2 separate regions of the Mus musculus genome follow, and region 1 is linked to region 2. A link is a loop called in an ENCODE intact Hi-C map of the cell type or tissue named here. Cell type or tissue: heart. All regions are shown on one strand.

Region 1 (8,000 bases), 47 kb before region 2:
AAAGGACCATAATACCTACCCTATGGGGATTAAGACCAACATGGATATGTTAACAGAGATTATTTAGCATAATAATAAAATACTAGTAATAATAATACTAGTAATAATAATAATCACAAGAAAGGAAATGGCTATTTATTTATAAATAAATAAAAAATAAAGCTTAAGGATGTGGATGTCATTTTAGGATAGCTAAAAGCTAATAAAAAGAATGCTCATTTCAAAACCAATAGGCTCCTTTAGCTGTGCTAGGAAGGCCTAACTACTAAGAACAATCCTCTCTCATGTCCTGCTATCTAAATGAAGGGGTATGATCCTGAGGCTGTACTTAAAAATGTCTTCAACAAACACACGAGAAAAGGTTGACACGGACTACTTGCTTGATGCTTCGACAATTAAGAATTTAAATCTCACCTAAAAGATCCTCCTTGGTACTCCTCTGGCATCAATTTCCCATCCCGTGCTTTCTTCGACAGAACCTGAGGAAAGGACAGAGTACAGCAACACGACACAGTCATGTCAGAGTCAACTGGGTCACTGGAAGTACAGTACAGGGCACAACCTCGGCTGAAGCTCAGGGCAGGTGCTAGGTATGTAAACGGTCATCCAACTAATTACAGGAAGCTCGAGAACAGACGATCTAAGAAGTTAAGGCACTACAAAGTTCCCTGAAAAACTTTGGAGCCCTTGGTTGGCCATACACCAGTGCTGTGCAGTGGTTCCATGCCTTCTGCACAACACTGTATACTTTTCCCTATGAGGCTTAAAGGAGGTCAATCCGGTAGGTTCTGAAGAAATTACAGTATTGCATGTGTCTCATCAATTATAAGGATAACCATGCGTTTTAAATGAAGAAATAAATGTAACAGAAGACCTAGAGTTTGCTATTATATATAAATACAATTACATATATGGTAATATTAATATAATATATAATGTATATAGTAACTCTGTCTATAAAATACATATAAATGATGTCATGACAATGTTTTGCAGATTTGATTTTGGCTGTGACTTGCCTTTAACCCAACAATGACGTATTTGGGATTACTAAGGGTCAAGAAATGACTTAGCCAGGGGTCCACAGATTTTACCAGCAAGTTTTACTAAAAATACAAATTCTCTGAACAATTAGTGCATTCCAAGCACTCCTAGAATTGGATGCATGTCAATGAACAAGGAAGTTAGCATCAGACAGAACAAAGGACACAGAAATGAACTAGTTACTTGAGAGTGAGGCAACAAGGGCTACCCTGAGAACACAGGGTAGGGAAACGCATAAGCCATGGGAGATACCGAAGGCCTGTGAAGGTAGCGCTGGAACTGAGACAAAACACTGAGAAGGAGACAGCCACGCAAGGCTCCAGGAGAAACTGCATTGCCAGCATAAATCTTGGGCAAAGACCCAGGCCCCACTGCAAAACTGTTTCCTCTCTGGCCAGCCCGAGTATTAGTCTCCTCACAGCATGATCACTGGCTGCCTGAAGGCCAGATCTCACAATCCTGCAAGGCCTTTACTGCATCTTTGGTGGATGACTGGTAACTCAGTTAACTGTTCTTAACTTTGCCTCAGTCATCTTAATCCTGACCTACAAGATCTGTCTGCCACCAGAGCATCAGCTGCATAGCTCCATTCCTTTTCTTCTTTGTCCCCAATCAAGTCACTGTCACATGTGGGGTCTAACTGTTAACTCTTCAGCTATCCTCCACCTGTTCATTCCTTAAATATGGAATATGTGGTTTTGTTTGATGTTTTAGAAAACATGACTGATTTAGAGGAACGACCTCACTACTACCACAAACTACTCAGTGAGAACTGTAATGCTCAGCTGTTGAGAGCACAGGCTCTACTCTATAGAGTCCAGCTGACAGGGCTGAACAAGAGCTCTACCACTAAGCAGCACAGAAGCATACACAAATTACTTAAGTGTTTTCCTTATCAGTTTATCAATTCCATGAAATTATTATTTTGTCTTTGATAGGGTATCTTTAAAGAGGACTGAAAAGACCTAATATATATGATTGGCTTAATGCAAAAGCTAACACACAGGGCTAGCATCGTGGTGGTGATGTAGACGCTGTTAGTCCCAACACTTGGGAGGCAGAAGTAGGGAGATCTCAGTGAGCTTGAGGTCAGCCTGGCCTACAAATTAAATTCTAAGACATCCAGGACTACATAGACAGACCTCTTTCAAACAAAGAAACAAACAGCTGATACATTGGATGCCTGCTCGTGTTCATTACAGCCACTGTCGTTACTGTTATGCAAATGCCTTAAGAATTCTTTAACAAGTTCACAAAACATTCATTTAAGAGATAGACATATTAGTCTACATAGTCACAAAATGACTTTACTTCTAAAATTAAAATCACTCTAATGTTTTTCTGTTCAAACACTGTTCAAAGCATTTCACATTTGAATAAGACACAGTATAAAATCTCTGTGTACAAATTATAACAAATGGCCACTGTATAGGGACTTTCTTCTAAAATGGGGAAATTGCTTGCTTAGCTTTCCTGGAGAGAGAAAGTACAGAGGAGTAAGTATATTTACTACCAAAGAAGAGCAGCAAGCAGCTGATGCACCATGGCCACTGAGATTAAACACAGAACCCAGTTTATGCCTGGCACCCCAAAGACTCAGAGTGGCATGCTGGTCTGGGCTAGGGCAGCAGGACCCTGAGCTAGTGCTCAACAAACCCGAAAGGCTCCAGGAGGCTGCGGGGACTGCTTCCTCATCTCTTAAACCAAGGTTCTTTCACATGCAAGGTCCAGAGAATGCTAGCACTGCTATTTTAATGATGCCGTGTTACAACAGTAAGACCTGCTCAGAACCACTGAAACCTGTAATAGTTAAAAGCTAATGCACACCAAGATTAGAAAACCCTTGCTCTACAGATCAGTGACTTCCACCTAACATTTTAACACGGTTACCTCAACACTTAGTCTCCTTTCACCTTTGCAACACTGAAGCCCATGTTTCTCAATGGTGCTAAAAATCCTTGACATATAAAATTCATGAACTGTCCCTTGAACCTGTAGCTTCACTTTGTGGTGTTTCAGTTACCCTGTGGTCAACCCCAGGCTAACAATATTAAATGGAAAACTCTAGATATGAATAGTAAGTTTGAAATTACATGCTCTTCTGAATAGCCTGATGAGAGGACGCACTGCCTCCTGGTCCAGCTTTCTCATGCTGTACACACTTCCAACCCATAGACACAGAGCAACTCTCTCCAGCAGATCAACTCTCCCGGCATCACCACAGTGCTCACGCTCACCTAATCCCACTGTACTTAACTATGTTTCCAATGGGCAAGAGTAACGATGCTGGCAGTTTTACTACACTGCAGTGTAGTACTGTTCTACTTTATTGTTATGTTAAACTTGTAATGTGCCTGATTCATAAACTGAGCTCTGCACAGGTCTGTATGTACAGGGAAAAGTACATACAGAGTTTTTTCCGGCTTGTTATCCCTTGTGGGCCAAAAGAAATGACTTATGTTAAATCCCAGAAAAACCAGATTATTTTAACTGACCTAATTAGTACAACTTTTCAATTAAGGAAAAACTGTTGCATTCTAATCTTTAAAGATATTAAAGTTTCAATATAAAGACTTTAGTGTGATACTTCTGCCAAAAAAATGGCCTTGGGAATTACAGTGGCTGTCAAAGTTGACTGGTACGCATCCCTACCTTGTAGTGTGGTTATGTGCTAGTGACAACAACAGAAGCCTTCGTACTGGAACTTCAAAAATTGCTTTTCAATAGATTCAGGAAACTTTTGGGAATGTTAATTACTTTCAGTGGTCTTAATTTACAACTTTAAAATCTACTTGAAATAACACCAGGATGGCTAGTCTTATGTCAGCATGACATACACACTAGAGTTAAGGTTAATTCAGACAATGCCTCTATAAGATCCAGCTGTAAGGCATTTTCCTAATCAGTTATTGATGGGGGAGGGGCAGCTCATTGTGAATGGTGCTGTCCCTGGGCTGGTGGTCCTAATTTCTATAAGAAAGCAGGTTGAGCAAGCCATGGGAAGCAAGCCAGTAAGCAGCACCCCTCCACGGTCTTTACACCATCTTCTGCCTCAAGGATCCTTTCCTGTTTGAACTCCTGTTCTTATTTTCTTCAACGATGAACAGTGCTGTGGAAGTGTAACCCAAATAAAATAAACCTTTTCCTCTCCAGCTTGCTTTTAGGTCATGGTGTTTGGTCACAGCAAATAGAAACTCTAACTAAGACAATTTTTAAGACTGAATTTTGGACTTTGGAAATTAAGCTTTTGCCCAGAACATGAATGAAGCTGACCTCTAATTTACATGCATATTAATTTTAGAATTTTAAAACATTAAATATTCTTACAGGTGCCTTGATAAAAACTGAAAACCTTAATAAGTACCTGAGATCACCCCCTCACCCTACACCTCACCCCACACACACACACGCACAGGCTCTCAAGCAGGAGCTAAGATGAAAGTACAGTTAACAGTTTGAAAGCAGTCTTCTGGACACATACCTTTACAGAGTCAGCGATCTCCTGAATGCCCTTAGCGGCTGCATCTTTTATGATTGGTGTAATTAAACCTTTATCTGTTGCCACAGCCACTGAAATGTCAACAGAGGGCAGCTGCTTTGGGCCTTCTCCATCCCAGGTGACATTAACCCCAGGCATTTGCTGTAAGCAGGAAAAGACATGCTATGAAGGAAGCAGCCTGAGACCATAGTCAGAGAAATATGACTTACACTATTGTTGATGTGAATACAGCTACAGAAAAGGAAATACATAAAACTTTGGTTTGGGAAAAAAAATGAACATTGATTACTGTTCATATTTGGGAAGAACAAACACTGTTCAGCAGTACGCATGACTAAGAAAATCCTGACGGTATACATGTTTTGAACTACATGAACTTCAATAGGAACTTGAAGGGGACAGTGTAGCAGAAAACAGTAGTGACACTCAACCACTTTCCTTTGGCATGAAAACTCAACTTTGTTAGCACAACTCTGAAATACATATTAACAAGCCCTCAGTAAATGAGCCTTCTATTTAAAATCAATTTCCCAAGCATCACAAACAGGAGATAGACATTACACACACAGGTACAGACTTAGAGAGAGAACTACCCTGAAGAACAAAAAGAACATTCAAAATGGCTAACTGCCTAGATGGTGTGTATTGATGTTGCCAAATATCACAGGGCAAATCTGGGGCTGAACACAGAAACCAAAAGCCAATTCATCTTCTCAGAAATTCTGTGCTTTCTGCGGAGTAAGACCAAGAGTCCAGGGACGTCACTTAACAATGGGAAGCACAGCCTGATTCTGTTTTGCCTCTCTCATGTCACTTCTGCACTATGAGGGTGACATTTTCACTCTATCTAGATTATTTTATTCTTTTATCTCAGAATCAGCCAGTTATTATTATAATTTCTCTGTAACTGTTCATTCACAACAATGCCACAATGTTAAAAGATCCTCAACAGATCCCAAATTCTTCAATACAAAGAACAGGGGGCTAGAGGAGTGCCAGGTTGAAAGCATGCACTAGTCTTGTAGAGGATCAATGCTTGATTCCCAGCATCTGCATCAGGCACCTCGAAGCTGCCTGAAGCCCTCTTCTCGAGTGCAGGAGCATGTTCGAGTGCACACAAACGCGCACGCGCACATGCACACGTGTACAAGCCCATATATAAAACACACCAAACCCCCAACAAGGAAGACTATTTTGGAATGACATTTAATCAATGAATACATAATGAAGACCCACGGAAAATGATCTAAGTTGGATTCAAAACAATATTCAAACTCTTAACCCTTTTAAGGAATTATTAAAATGAATTCCACACTCAAGTTTTCTAACCACGCAGACCTAAGGAAAGGAAGAAACATATAATAGCTGAGTGGGGAAAACAAGCTGGTAACGATACAAGCAAGGTGGCGCTTAGAGCATCTCAGGCAACATCAACATGGACAACCACAGCAGCCAGAGGCTCTGGGCTTAGATAATTGGGAAACTGCATGAGAGGAGCAACTTTCTGGGAGCTAGATGTTTTAAAAATGAAGAGAAGACTGCAAATTCAGGCACAAAGCAGTATCTACAAAGTAAAGGAGAAAGCACCAAAATCAACTAGATCCAGTTATTTTACTAGGAAACTGCAAACCTCTATTAATTACTTAAAGTGTGGATGGATAAAGATAAAGAGAAGAGAGCCAGAATTCACTTTGACCAGGCCCTGGGTAACTGTGAAGCAGCAGTATAGGTGATGCGGGCTTCTGCTGACCACCCCTCATCTCCAGTGCTGGCTGGCCCTTCTCCGAGGACAAGGGATCAAACAGTGTGGACTGTACAGATGCTCTTCATTCTGCTACAATTACTTTGGGAACTCTTTTGATTCTCAGTTTCCTTACCTGTAAAGCAACTAAACTAAATAATACAATATTTTAGCAACAAAAGTATACACATTTTAAGCCAAGAGACACTTAAAAGCCACAATTATTTTGGTTTGGCCACTTACTTTAAGAGTAACAGCTGCTGCTCTGATGATAAAGTCATTTACTGAGACTTTAATGTCATCTGAAAGAAGAATAAGTTATTAATTAATTATTAATATTAAAACCAGTATTTGTAATACTTTAACACTGGCCCTTGTGATATCAAACTGGTAGAGTATGGAAAAGTCTGGCACACAGTGATGAAAAACAAGTCTGTTTGCTTTGTGAAACACATTTCCTTGCTTAGCAAAACATGGATTGCATGAAGTGCTACACACGGGGCTAAGGGAGAGCACACCGTTTACTTGTAGGGTGGAGTACAGTCTACAGGTAACCTGTGCTTACCATGCTCAGGCCTTGCATTCAGTTTTCAGGATTCGTCCATCAGAACGTTCACTTCTAAGCCCTGATTAGCATTTTGTGAAGGCATTCAGCAAGCGTGCACATGAGCTGGGAGAGCACAGCACCACTATGACTGAATAGAAGTCCCAACTACCATGGCTCTAAAGGGCAAACAGTCTCTGTACTCGTGTGCCGGTCAGTCTTCTTCATTTTCAAATGGCTCTGTTCTGTGCACATTTTATAATACATTGATAATATTAGAAGAGTAGAGTATGTAAATATATCAAATAGATGATTGTGTTTGTAAAGAGTGCTTAAATTTCCCCTTTATCTAACAGAGTGTATGACAAAAAGAATTTAAGACAAGCACCTTTAAATATAAAACAGGGTCACTAAATGGGAGCTCCTTTTTAGCTCAGTGCCACAGCAGCCGTATGCCAGCCTCTGGCAGCACTCAAGTCCATCACCTTACCTAAAAGCCTGTTCTCTTCGTACTGCAGCCTGAAGACGGCCCCTGCCCTTCCTCACTTTCTTCCTTTCCACACTTACATTCACTGGCTTTCTTGGTTGCCCAGACTCATCCAGTTTTCTTCTCCTGTCTACTCATTTACTGTTGGCCCCCTCTCTCCATGTCCCTGCAACCCAGACGGGAACTTGAAGACTGGTGATTCTGATGCCATCTAGAAGACGGTTACCATACCTCCAAAATTGTATTTCTAACCTTACATACTCAGAGCTTCGGGACCATACATTCAGCTGCATACATAAGATGCTCTCTACCTCCAAAGCAAGACCTCTCAAATCTAATGTATGCAAAGGTCACTTCATCTCAAGTACTTTTTAAATAAAAATCCCTTACTATGGGAAATTTCAAGTCCTAGTAGTAGTAATTAACACATACATAATTAAAAACTGAATATGGTAATGTACACCTGGAGAGCAGGGATAGGATGATCATGAGTTTCTGTGGGCTACACAGACAGAACTTACCAGAACATCCAACCAATCAGCTAACCAGCCAACTAAACAATCAACTAAACCCCAAGTATCAATTAAAATCCCAGACATAAAGAGTTTCACTCTTAAACTCTATCAACATTAAAGAGAGAACCCTATTGTACTAAACATTCTATAGCATATAGGAGTAAGACACA
Region 2 (8,000 bases):
TGAATCCCACAAGTTGTCCTCTGACCTTCAATACATGCTGTGGCACTCCTATCCCTACCCAAATAAAAGAATAGTAAAAAAAAAAAATATAATCCAAATCTTGTCTTTTCTAAAAGCATAACAACAGAGAATTCCAATGCTGTGTCATTCTGTGATTAACACTGTGGCTTCTGGAGTCCCTGCTGTGCCTTCAGGCTGGAGGACTGCCACTTTTTCCTCTGCACACATCTTGCCTCATCATGGACTTACTTCCTAGGGTACACTGCATATACCACTGAAAACCTGTCTTCACTGTTAATCTCTCACAAGTAGTCTATAAATACTGTAAAAAAAAAAAGATGTCAAATAATTCAGGATTGCATATACAGAATTAAATATGACTGTATATCTGAATGGGCCATGTGACAGAATTCTGAGAATGTGTTTTGGTCAGGAGATCACACTTTGTAAGTAGGCTGTCACGTGCCCACTCTCTGATAGACATTTGTTCCTTTACGAAATCAGGCAAGAGATAAGTAACACTGCTTTCTCAATAAACATTTCAGTTGAAAAACTGAAAGAAGGGATTTGTTAAGCATAAATACACAGAGCACTGATTAGTGCACTTAAAACACAGCTGCAAGGCTTCACTTTTCTGAACTTTTGTAGTTTTACACAAATAAACAGCAATAATACCGAAGTTTTAGATCGTTAGAACTCAATAAAAAATTCTAAGAAGTGTTAAGCACACAGCCCATGCCATAACTCCCAAAGGCAGCCAACAAATCCCCTTTAGGGAAAACAAAACAAGAGTACTTCCAAATTTACAGATTTTAAAATCCTACATAAGTATGTGAAAGAGAAGTGGGTTCACTAAATGCACCTAATTCAGTCTCTGATGATACAAAAACCAGCTTAGTTTTATTAAAGTACGAGGATGAAAAAAAAAAAAAAAAAAAGAAAGCCAACCCTCTAAGTTCATGTTTTCTAAAATAATTAATGTATTCAAGTAGCTTAACAAAATCGTATTGGTAAGAGTTGGTAGAAAGATTCGGGCTCCACATGTAGCATAATGCCTCTATTGGAGGTCTCTGTCATAATGTCCGAAATCTACAAATATGCTATCTCACAGAACAAGACAGAATTAAGATGAACGTGGATGGAGGTTGTTATCAACTGATCCTGAGATGGGGAAAAATCCATTATCCTGCTGGGCCCAACATAGCAACAAGACTTCATCCTCTCGATGGAAGCGAGGTAGGAGGAAGTGTGGAGAGATACAAGTGTGCTCAATACTAGACTCGCTGTTACTGAGCTGGAGGAGAGACAGGAACTAAGAGCCCACAAATCTGAGAAGGCTTTGGATGGAAAAAAAAAAGCAAAAACAAACAAACAAACAAACAAACTAAAACAAAACAAAACAAGGAAACAGATTGCCTACTAGAACCTCCAAAGAAGACAATCCTGGCTAGACGCCTTGACTTTAGCCTAGTGAGATTCATTTTATACTTCTGACCCCAAAAGCTTTAAGACAATGAATGTGTACTTTAAGTGGATAGTGGGTAGTGATAATAAAACTACTCAGTTTGCCTTGGGATTCAGCACCATCTTCCTACAAATGATGCCGACAGACAAGGTGTTCAAGGTATCTACCCGGAGGTAGAGGATAAGTCCAGGTAAAATGCCAAGACTTAGCAGATGAAAACTATCCATGTGAATTTCTAAAGGCAGAAGCAGCTGACTCTAAGAAAAATCTTGGAAACTACTCATTTTTTGTGTCTAAGAACACACACTCTTTCCTTTTTAAACAGAGTTTAGGAAATTCACACTCTCAAAAAGACCTCACAAGCAAGGATAGGCCATTTCACAGGTATTTTTCCCAATCTAAGCTTTCATATTCCTCGATGTTTTGAGGCAGGGAGTCTCAAAAGTGTGCTCCATTAAACTCACAACAGTATAAGGTGCAGATTCCTGAGTCAGAGTTTCTGCTAAGTGTAGGCAAGTTCAGTTTTAACAAATGAGGACCAGGCAGAGAAAATATTATATACTATACAGTTAAAGACAATATCCAGGAAGTATTTATTAAACATTACTCCAAAAATGACTTAGGTAAATTGTCCCTATTAGCCCCTCTTTAGAAATCTCAGCACACGGATTTTATTGTTTTTCTTTTTCTTTTTTTTTGTTTTGTTTTGTGGCCTCAGACAGCTCAGAAAGTGTGGGCTAGGCCTACTGTACCAGGTGGTGGTAAGAATGATTACTTAAATGTCTAATGGTTTCTAAAACTGTTTTCTGTGCCCCCATCCTAACCCCCAGCCCATATTCATACACGTAAGGAAGAATAATGCCAGGTCTGCCATTTTATATGCTGTATGTTAAATAACGGAAGGACAGTGGGTATATCTCCGAGTTCAATATCACTGCTTAAGAACAATTTTATGTAATAGGCTGTATGAATTTCATGCCACATATTTTACTTGAAACATTCTAGCAATGTCTGTGATTCTGTATTTTCTAAGTTAAGTCTTGTATGCTGCATACATTAAGTGCAGTAAGATTTAAAGTTTTCCAATAGGGACAGGTCCTTTGAATGAATCAGTATGGGTAATAGTGGCTTTGAATGTATGGGCAGCTATATTACATTAGAGAGGAATGGTAAAATTAAAGAAATTTGACATGTGATTGATAAGGGTCTAAAATAGAGGGATTTAAAACAGACCCTCCCTAGGTGACATCGAAATTTCTCAAATTCTAAAGCAAGGTCACAGAGAAGCCATGTAGCCCTGAAGGCAGGCCAAGGACGGAACCATGCTCTCCCAAGTCTGAAGACAGTTCTTTTGCCGCATGCCATAGGCTAAGTCAGCAGGCCCGTTTCTGGGGGAGGTTGAAAGGAACAGGAAGAGTCCGCACTTAACCTCACAAACCGTGTCCCCAATCAAGAAAGCCCCTGACCCAGGCCCCATTGCTCAGCTAAAGAGAGAAGTGGAGCGAGCGCAAGCCACTCACCCTGCAGCAGCTGAGTACTGTGAAACCACCTCCAACTTGCTCCACGGTCGACAGGCCAAGCAGCAGCACCCTGAGCCAGTCCCAGGCTTCGACGGCTGCTAAATCCCAGAAGGTACCGAAGCAGCGGCTGGTTACAGTGAAGCCTCCAGGAGGCCGCCATCTTCCCGGCTTTCTCCGGGAAAGCTCGCAAGTCAACTAGATTGGCGGCCTCAAGGCCCGTCCAGGCCCCGCCTTGCATGGGCTGGCCCCGCCCACAGCGCACGCTCCCCGCCTTGGACTGGAGGACTAGTCCTTCTAACACCGCCTCCAACCTTCACGGGCACGCCCACCGGCCGGTTTGCGCCGCCGCAGATTCTCCAAAGGGACGAGGTCCCCCTCAGACTCCGCCTCTCACTCTTGCTCCGCCCCCAGGCTGCCCGCTCTGTCGCCTAATAGCGTTCTGCCGGCCGCTCAGACTTGGAACGAGCGCGGGACAGATAACGGAGCAGAGTCAGAACCATGTCTGGCTGTCAAGCTCAAGGAGACTGTTGCTCGCGGCCGTGTGGCGCGCAGGTAAGGACGGCGGTCTACAGCAGGCGAGGTGGGGTCACGGGCCGCGGGGTGGGGCTTCGGCCAGGAGCTCTAGGCGGCTAATTCCTAACCCAGTCCGCGAAAGTCAGAGGCCCCTCTGTGCTAGTAGGACTGCTCTACCGGAATTGTCAGGCACCCCAAAGGGCACTCTTTTGGGCAGTTGTCCTTGCCTATCTTACTTGACGTTATGAGGTGGGAGCTCTTGGAAATGATTCTTCTTTAAGGAAAATGGGCCCTGGGGCAACATGGGTTTTCTTTCAGTTAAACAGGACGCAGGCTTATGAAATGCCTTCTAGTGCTAAGAAAATGGTGAACTAGCGAACTAGAAGAATAAACAGCTTCGATACTAACTGATAAGCCCTGCAGAAGACTCAGGGGAAGTCCACAAAATTATATCTTTACTAACCTTTCGTCTAGCCAAGGGGTCTCAATTTAAAATAAAACAGGAAATATTTAATGCAGAGCATCTGAACTATTATTGTCTTGGAATAAGTGGCTTTTCACAAATTCTTTATAAACCTTGAAATTAGGCACGACTGAAAGGGAGATTTTGCATATAGGACACAGGTCCCTGGTGGCCATCCCTATATATGGAGAACGAGGAAAGTAGAAGCAATGTATCAGAATCAAGGTGCATTGATAGCAGACATGTTTGTCATCCCTTATTAGTAAATCTTGGTGACGGTCATCATAGAAATACAGATTTTTTTTTCATACTAAGTGTTGTGCCAGATCAGCAAAATAACCTGTGATTCAAGAGCTGTGATTGAATTTATCAAGACAGAAAATAGCCACATACAAAAAAGAAGCTGAAGATGTTTTTCAAGTATAGAAGGAGAAGTGGGTGGTTTCAGATGGTGATTTGTCAAAGACTTTTGAATACCTAGCATTTTAGATTGGCCCATATTTTGAGGAAACCACAAAGAAAACTCTAGGACCACCATATACCTCAACTAGAGATCTCATTACATGTCTCTAGCCTCTTCTTGCTGTTTGGAGGTATAGACGCAGTGTCAAATTCTGCTTTTTTGAGGGACACTTAGAAAGTCATATTCTGTGTGAAATTTCCTGATTCAAAAATGTTGGCTTGAGTTCTAAGTGTTGTGCAGATCAAATAAACGACTTTGGTCTGTGTTGGGGGGTGGGGGGTCACTATTGCTGTGGTGAAACACCATGACCAAAGAAAGCAACTTGGGGAGGAAAGGGTTTATGTTGCTTCTACTTCTACTTCACTGCTCATCATAGAAGGAAGTCCGGACAGGAGTACAGGCGAGCAGGAACCTGGAGGCAGGAACTGATACAGATGCATAGAGGGGTGCTGCTTACTGGCTTGCTCCCTCTGGCTTGCTCAGCCTGAACTCAGGACCACCAGTTCAGGGTGGCACCACTTACAACGAGCAGAGTCCTCCCTCATCAATCACTGTGAAACTCCTCTATAGGCATGCCTTCAGCCCATCTCATGGAGGCATTTTTTTTCAACCGAAGTTTCTGCCTCTCAGATGACCACAGCTTGTGCCCAGTTGACATAAAACTAGCCAACGTGAACCCCTTACTACTTTTTTTTTTTTTGTTAACGTATATGTATCCTTTAAGACTTAACTATGTGTTACCTGATTGGAAGGCTTCCCCAACAGTGAACAAAACAACCCAGCACAGTCCACAAGATATCAGTTTGAACCGTTTGATATTAGCCTTTTCTTAATGTAAGAAATACGGTCTTAGTGCACCCAGTGTTTATTGAGCAGAGCGCTATGGTATATGGTATATGGTATATGGTATATGGTATATGGTATTGTATAACTTACAAGAACATGTCTCTTGTTCCTTAGAAAACCATGCCTTGGGGGAAAACCCGGGAAGGCTTGCTTGTTTGCTGGCTTTTGATTTTTTTTAATTTTGCCTCATGTATCATGGCGTTCTATTTATAGTGACGAAAGTTCGATTTGGTTCGGTCTGACTCAGTTTGCCCTATGTGTTAGAGATTAGTATTAAGTTATTAACAACACACAGAGCACAGCAAGGATTTTGAACAAAGGTAAGTTCCAGAAGACACAGCAGGATTCTTCCCCCTCTTGCAGGTTTCTGAGAAACACAGATAGGAGGCCCATGTAGTTCATGAGTCGTAGGTGTTTGTAGTCAGTTTGCCTCTGGGTCCCTGGACTGAGGAAAGGGAAAACATTTGTGCCTTTATGACTATAGAATCACAGCAGCCTGCTTGTCATTTCACTATAGCAGTCACTGCAGGGCATCTGCCAGCAACTAGGACCTGGAGGCAGAGGCAGCTTCAATACTCTTTCCATCTACAGTATAATTTCAAAGTAAAAGAGTAGGGGTTTATAGCCGTATTGCCTGGGTTCAAATCCTGGCCCTGCTGTCAGTTATCAGGTAGACAAGTTAATCTTTTGGTATGATAGGGCTGGTATAAGGTAAAGTTGTCCATACAGCTTTAACAGTAGTGCCTGACCCACAACAAGCACTTGGCAATTCCTGTTGTTGATAGATCATACTTACTGGCATTCAGACATGCATACATACTTTGTTCTTCCTCTTGTTTAGGCTATTACCTTTCTGTTTTCCTGATCTCAGTTTCTGTTTCCTAGCAGAAGAGAACCTATTTATTAGGCTGTAGCTCTCCTATGTCTTCCATCTCTTCTTGTCTTCTAAGTCTGCCTCATAGCATAGGCTATCATTTGGATATGAGTATCCGCAAAGTCCTATATGATAAAGGCTTTTCACCCAGTTTTCGTACCATTTGGAAGTAGAAGCTCCTGTACACGATGGGGACAATCGAGAGAGTCTTATGTCATCGGGCATGTGACCCCAGAAGGCAGGGAACACCCTATGTACCTTCTTTATCTTTTGCTTCGTGGCCATTAGGTGAGCCATGGGTGCCACCATGTCCCCTTTACCATTAACACTCTGCACCCCACCAAAGGCTTAAAACTAAGAGACCCACCTGATCGTGGGCTGGGACCTATAAAACTGTATGTAAGCCCAAGCAAACCTTGCCTTATGTTAATTATCTCAGGTATTTTGTTATAGTGTCAGAAAGATGACTACTACTACTACATGCAATAGGAGATTGTTTCTACTAGACAATTTTTCCATCTGTTTCCTTATCTAGGACTCACTGCCATAACGACATTACTGAAAGAGTCTTTAGAATTTTATGCCCGCAAATTTCATCTACTTCTAAATGAAGCGAGTGAAACCCACTTTGGTCTGGCTTCCAAATACAATTCTTGAAAGCATTTGTTACTTAGGGGGCGCAGTGAGAGGGCTCAGCAGGGAAAATTGCTTACTGCCAAGCCTGGCAGCCTGTGTTCTGTCCCCAGGACCCACATGGTAAGACAAAACTAACTCCCTCAAGTTGTCCTCTGATCGAGCACACAGGTGTCATGCCCACACACATACATACACACACACACACAAATAAAACAGTTCTTTAACATGTTACTTGAAGTAGTTAAGGCTCACTTTCACCCTTTCCTAACGCAGCCCTCAGCCAGCGAAAGCTCTGCTGTCCACCTTCCTTGTGCATCTGCTGAGGAGCAGAATGCTACTGGGGACTCTACAACTCTGCTCATCAGCCTCATTTCGTCCTGGTTAGTTCATCCTCAGAAGGCATGGAAACTTCCAAAGTTAAAAATATATCCTGCTTCTCTGCCTTCACGCACAGAACCTGATCTGTAAACAATCCCATTTTCTGAACCTTCCTCTCCACCTGCACAGCGCACTGGCTCCACCCTTCAGGAGTTCAAGCATCCTTCCGTCCCAATCTACAGCTTCTTCTTCTGTGACTCCCAACCATTTTCTGCTATACACTACCATCCTATAACTGTGACGATCTTTACTACAGCAAGCTCCTCAGAGTGGGTCGTGTCGCACTGATATTTCTCCCCCCGGGGCCTAACAAAACTCACGGTTTGTTGAGTGACTGAGTGAAGCATATGATAAATGCCAGGAGACAAGTGCAAAGAGCAAATGCTGTCACATAGAACTGGAGGGAGGGTGGCCACAGCTTGCTGGAGTAAAAGCTGACCAGCAGGGTTTGACTATCTTCTTGCCTGGAAGAAAGGCATAACTTAGTTACTTACTGATACACAGCAAATCACCCCATAACTTAGCAGCTGAAAACAGCACTGCCCGTCCCATAGATGTGAGGATTAGGAAGCTCAGAGCAGCTGAGCTGAGTTATGGCTCAGGGGCTCATGAGGCAACACTCAGGCTGTTGCCAAAGCAATTGTCACCTCAAGGACAGGCTGCATCAGGAGGGTCACCCATATGACTTCTCATGCCATGGTGGCCTTCTGCATGGCTTGGCTCAGAAAAGAACAAGCGATCTCAGAGAGGGCAGGGGGGGGCTTCCAAGACCCAATGTTGAAACTGCACACCTTATGACCTCGTCTGCAATAAGTGATAGAGGAGCCACTTCTGCTGGAGTC

The links. A loop is a pair of places that touch in the nucleus more often than their neighbours do. Peaks named below come from ENCODE experiments on the same cell type or tissue, not always from the same donor. Only the 100,000 strongest peaks of a DNase experiment are listed, where the experiment ranks them.
Region 1: a loop joins it to region 2, with 2.0 times the contacts of the local background. A loop is called at or near these places in 2 of 42 quality-filtered maps.

Annotation. Positions count from the first base shown.
Region 1 is chr2:103,023,751-103,031,750 of GRCm38, forward strand. It overlaps Pdhx (pyruvate dehydrogenase complex, component X), which reads right to left. Exons shown (of 11, transcript NM_175094.5): 8 at 6,528-6,586; 9 at 4,526-4,684; 10 at 415-479. Among named protein-coding and RNA genes, the nearest start is that of Pdhx, 46 kb to the right of the region's middle. In heart, no CTCF peak of the experiment used is centred here; no DNase peak of the experiment used is centred here.
Region 2 is chr2:103,070,305-103,078,304 of GRCm38, forward strand. It overlaps Pdhx (pyruvate dehydrogenase complex, component X), which reads right to left and starts at 3,209. Exons shown (of 11, transcript NM_175094.5): 1 at 2,986-3,209. The coding sequence starts at 3,145. Apip (APAF1 interacting protein) reads left to right here and starts at 3,371. Exons shown (of 7, transcript NM_019735.4): 1 at 3,371-3,537. The coding sequence starts at 3,484. In heart, a CTCF peak has its summit at 4,120; a DNase peak (open chromatin) is centred at 3,317; H3K4me3 peaks cover 2,624 bases; H3K27ac peaks cover 1,571 bases.